2 separate regions of the Mus musculus genome follow, and region 1 is linked to region 2. Evidence: chromatin loops called from intact Hi-C (ENCODE). Cell type or tissue: heart. All regions are shown on one strand.

Region 1 (2,500 bases), 430 kb after region 2:
AGTCTGGCCTGGAACTCTCAATCCTTATGCCTCCCTTAGCTCTCTCAGTAGGAGAAGGTTCAGGGTGTGATGCTTATCTTTTAACGAAAGGTTCAAGTTCAGGAGATAGAAAGAGTTTGAGGGAAGAGAATCTCACCTACATGATGTAGGTTCCCAGCGCTTCAGCTATCCTCACCCATGATCCAAATCTAGTGACAAGGGCTGGGTTTCCCAGAAGATGCGGCAATCATGAAAGGGAATAGGGGTTTCATTTTTTTTAGAGTGAAGATTTTATTCATCCAATACATCCAATAGATATTTATTGAATGCCCACTGTGTGCCAGGCAGGGCCTAGACTCTGATATAGAGTCAGATGTACAACATCCACTCAGTAAACTTCTATGCAGTGAAAGAACAGATAATCTACTGTTTAAACAGTGCACAGGCCCATCTGTCTGGTCACTCCCCTTTGTTTCCCAGGACTCTCAGAAGTCTACACAGACTACCAAGAGGCAGCTACGGATAGACTAAGACCTGCTGGATGTCCTGTAGACTCTGGGCCACGTGGGTCTGGCTTTATAATTCAGTATAGGAGTATAGTCCTGCTGGTGAGGGCTCCCCAGAGAACTAGGCATTAATGGGAAAGAGGAAATCAGAAGGAGTGGAAAGGGGAGGGAGGGGTTGGGGAAATGGCTCCAGAGGTTGTCCAGGCTAATGCCTGGAGGCCACCTGTGGCTGAACAAACATCCAACATTATTCTGAAGGTGGACCTTCCTCAGGGGAGTCAGTTAGCAGGCACCCCCACCCACCACCCTAGTCACAAAAGGCTTTAAACCGATTAGCTAAGACCTACCTATTTATGGAAGGTAATCTTTATGTAATAGATTAATTTAGATGTTAATCTAACCTAAACCCTTTGCAGAAGCATCTAGAATAACATTTGACCAATTAATCTGAGTGCTATGGCCTTAGCCATATGGACAAATAAAACTAAACAAAGTCTTACCTCCCTCATTTGAGTTAAGTTTCCTTGGCCATTGAGTTCCCTGCAGGGAACCGCATCCCCAGCTCCCTTCCCTAGCGAATGCCTTCTCCAGTCAGGAGGGCACCAGGGAAGGGAAAGAAGTGCTACAGGCTTGGAGTAAGACATGCGATGGAAGCCTTGGCTCTGTCACCAGCCAATGCTAACCTCTCTGAAATGCAGTTTCTTCCTCAGTAGAACAGATCGGGCAATGTCTCTCAGCGCCCTCTAGTGTAGGCCACTCCTGTTTGAGGGTTCCTATTTGAGAGGTTCATCTCTGTTCCTCTTTGTCTTTAAGGACAGATTCTGTTGTTTTCTTTACCACTCTGTAAATTTAACAGTCCTTAGGGTAGAACAGATGGCTATGGGATATCTGTTGATTAAATATCGAATGAATTAATTCAGAGGGAGGGAGAGATGTAAGCAGAGGTGGCCGTGTGTCGCAGGTGGTTTAAGCGTAGAAGCACAGGGTTCTTATGCCCCATGGTTGTCAAGCTTTCTGTGACCTTTGCAGACATTAATCTCACTTGGGATGTCTCCAGTAGTGTGTGTGTAGAACACTATTCTCAACAAATTTTTTATAATAATATGATACCTTTGCACATAAACTGTGCAATATGTCTAATTATGAGAATTAGGATGCTCTGTGACAGATCTTTAAAGCTTAGTTATCTTGCTCGAATATAAAGGTTTATTTATTTATTATTGTATAAGTGTGCACCTGCTTGAGTTTATGTGCACCAAACGCACCCCCGCATATGCAGGATCCCACGGAGATCAGGAGAGGGCACCTGATCCTCTGGAACTGGATTGGATGGTTGTGAGCTTCCGTGGTGGGGACTGGGAACTAAACCTGGGTTTTCTGGAAGAGCAGCCAGTGCTCTTCACCACTGAGCCATCTCTCTAGCCCCCTGCCCTACTATAATTTAATGTTACCGCTTTCTCTCCTTCCCTCAGCACCTGGAAAGCCACTGCTATGTCCTATGATCATTTAAATATTTTTGGATAACTTCCTAAAAGTGGGATCATATCCCAGTTCTATTTCTAGCTTACGGTTTATGTCACACAGCGCCATGTCACTGAGGTTTGCCCGTGTTGTGGCTACATGGCAGAAGGTCCCCGCTTTTAAAAGTTGAATAGTATCCTGCTGTGCAGAGACCACATATTTTGTATCCATCCTTCAGTGGACACCGTAGGCTGCTACCTGGTGGAGATTGGACAGCATCGATCATGAGAAGGCTGTCATGGTTTGGATTCTGATTTCAGTTCTTGGGATAATTGCCCACCAGGGGAATTGCTGAGGCCAGTGGGAGTTGCCCCTAGTCTTATCTCAAGGCCCAGTAGAGGAGTGTGACCGATCATGAACTCAGTGGCTAGCCAGTTAGTTGCCTTGTGTGCTGCCTGCTTCCTGGCTCTCCTATTTGTCATGTGTATTTAATGTCTCCGTGGCTTGGGACTGTGCTCCGCAACCGGAAAAGACTTCTCACCATTAAGTGTCCA
Region 2 (2,500 bases):
CCAGCTATGACATCAGATACTCACTGTGTTCATCCCCGTGATAAGATACTCTCTGGGTGAGGTGTTTCCCCAACATGAAAAAAAAAGACTCCACTTCTCCTGTACTAAGGCCTCCCAGAATGCACAAGAACTGCAATTCACATGCTTAAACCATGCCATCTGCCCAATTATTACAGCACGACTCACAACCGGCCACATCATCGTGGTGGCATATTGAAAAGCAGGGCTCAGGATCCCTCTGATACTGACTGTTGGTGGTGTGTCATGACTGGTGCAGCTGCTGAGAGCAAGGCAGATCGCACTGTCAGAGAGTTCCAGCCCACGGGAAGGTCACGCTTGCCATAAGTGACCTTAAGCGCAGTGAGCTTGCAGCTGGAGAAACACTGAGTTCTCAGGGCAGTGTCACCGAGGTCCTGGCCTGAATCACAGGGACCACAAATCTCGGAACAAATGGAGATGAGGCAGCTGCAGAATGCATTCAGATATTCTGGTAGCTCAAGTCTGCCCAGGGGCAAAGTGATCCCAGGCCTGGAGGAGCCCTTGCCACTGGGGTCTGACCCCAAGGCTAGCCTGTGTAGAAAGTGGGGACAAGAAGGCAGGGGTGGGTGGGTGGGTGGGGGCAAACAGAGGCAGAAGGGTAAGAGGGCAAGGACCAGGTGTGCAGGGGACTAGGGTTTGGGTGTTTCTCAGGGAAGTGTCCTGAAGGGTTTTGAGTTTGGTGTGTGTGTGTGTGTGTGTGTGTTCAGGGCTATAGGCTATAGCTGTGCCAAGAAGTAGGCAGCGATGCACCTGTTAAGTCGCTCCCACCCCTATTAAACCAAACACGCTGAGTATTTGGAAAGAGAAGAGAGGGCTGGGTCAAGGCCAGCTTTCTCCTTCTGTCCGTGCTTGAAGCTGGAGGTCGGTTCCACAGGACTCTTAGGGGTGGCTCTGGTTGGAGATCAGACTTAGAGATGCTGGGTGTATGGCTTGAACCAGGGAGTAGAGAAGTTCACCTAAATATTGTCTGTGCACAAGACGCAACAGGGACTCATTTAAAGGGCCGACTCTTGGAGAGAGTCTCCTCTCTCCACCGTAGAGATTCTGAGACGGGTGTCCCAAGCACTTACTCGTTGAGAGTCCCTCAACACTGGCGACTTCTTGGCCTTCTAACATCATTTCCCTGAGCTTGAAATCTGTGTCAGCCCTGTAGAGCTGCGAATGAATCACGCTCCCGGATGGGACCGCTGAGCGCCAAGTAGCCGCCAGGGGGCGCCAGAGGCCTCGGCTAGGAGCTCAGGCTTCTCCGCCCGCGGACGCCGCGCCCGAGACGAGCCAGAGCGCTGCGGGCTCACAAAGCGGCCGGACGCGCGGCGGCGGCAGGTGCGCAAGGGAACGAGCCGGGCATCAGCCTTCCCAGCCACCGCGGTACAGGAACCCCAGCAACTCGGGCGCCGGGACTCGGGCGGGCTCCCAAGGTACGTGTCCGCAGAACACTGAGCCCCAACTTGGCATATTTGGCGTAGTTGGGACCTTCCTGAGGCCATCTCCCGGGCTGGCAGGGTCAGGGCCTGGGGGCATTTCTGCGTGTCCCTGTTGCGCAGAAGCCGCGGGCCGGGAGCAGAGAGACCTTTGCCTTAGCTGGGAACGGGAAGCCCGGCTTGAGGGCACCCCAAAGCCCCCGTCTGCCAGAGCCTGGGATGATGCTCAGAGCGCCGTTATCCCTATCCCTACACCAGAGCTGTGGGGCCCGTCTGTGGGAGTGCGGCTGGCACATTGAGCATCCGGGTTTTGGGGGAGATGTACTGGAGCCCCACAACGGAGAGCCGGTGAGAGGGTCTTCAGTAGTTTGACGGCGGCCCCGAGTCGGTGACCTAGGCTCTGCGTTTGTAGCTGTTTCCATGCATAAGGGCTCTCCAGGTGCAACCTCCGTCCCAGGTGTGAGAGGGACCACCCTGTCCCCGCGGTGAGCCCAGGCGCTGCAGCTTGTGCGCGCCCCTAGGCGCCCAGACACCCGGTGGGAGTGAGGGGCTTGAGGTAGCCCTGTTGTCACCGGCTCACGCCCGTGTGCCCTGCCCCCAGATGCCAGCGATCGCGGTGCTCGCGGCGGCCGCCGCGGCGTGGTGCTTCCTCCAAGTGGACAGCCGGCACCTGGACGCGCTGGCCGGTGGCGCGGCCCTCAACAACGCCAATTTCCTAGACAATGACCAGTGGCTGAGCACTGTCTCCCAGTATGACCGTGACAAGTACTGGAACCGCTTCCGAGATGTGAGTTCGGCTGGGGGTGGAAAATGGGGGGGGGGGGCTCAGAGACCAGTGTAGGGGTTGGGGGTGGTAGGTTCAAACCTCTCATGGAGGTCCACAGTGCATCCGTCTAGCCTGAGAGGAACTTTAAAGAGAACTTGGAAGGCTGGGTGCTCTTGCGTGTTACCTGTATTCCAGGTATGTGCACTTGTAGGATCGATGCAGCTGTCCTCACAGAAACAGGGCACAAACCTTAAGCAGCTTGGGGAGAGGGGCT

Evidence for each region. Hi-C counts contacts between places; a loop is a spot of excess contacts. Peaks named below come from ENCODE experiments on the same cell type or tissue, not always from the same donor. Only the 100,000 strongest peaks of a DNase experiment are listed, where the experiment ranks them.
Region 1: it touches region 2 in a loop (22-fold over the local background); 11 of 42 quality-filtered maps call a loop at or near these places.

What each region holds. Positions count from the first base shown.
Region 1 is chr13:57,475,611-57,478,110 of GRCm38, reverse strand. All of the region lies in intron 7 of Spock1 (sparc/osteonectin, cwcv and kazal-like domains proteoglycan 1), which reads left to right. Among named protein-coding and RNA genes, the nearest start is that of Gm33240, 32 kb to the right of the region's middle. In heart, a CTCF peak has its summit at 1,234 (motif pointing left); no DNase peak of the experiment used is centred here; H3K27me3 peaks cover 199 bases.
Region 2 is chr13:57,907,149-57,909,648 of GRCm38, reverse strand. It overlaps Spock1 (sparc/osteonectin, cwcv and kazal-like domains proteoglycan 1), which reads left to right and starts at 1,317. Exons shown (of 12, transcript NM_009262.3): 1 at 1,317-1,457; 2 at 2,062-2,247. The coding sequence starts at 2,062. In heart, a CTCF peak has its summit at 1,237 (motif pointing right); no DNase peak of the experiment used is centred here; H3K4me3 peaks cover 1,245 bases; H3K27me3 peaks cover 2,500 bases.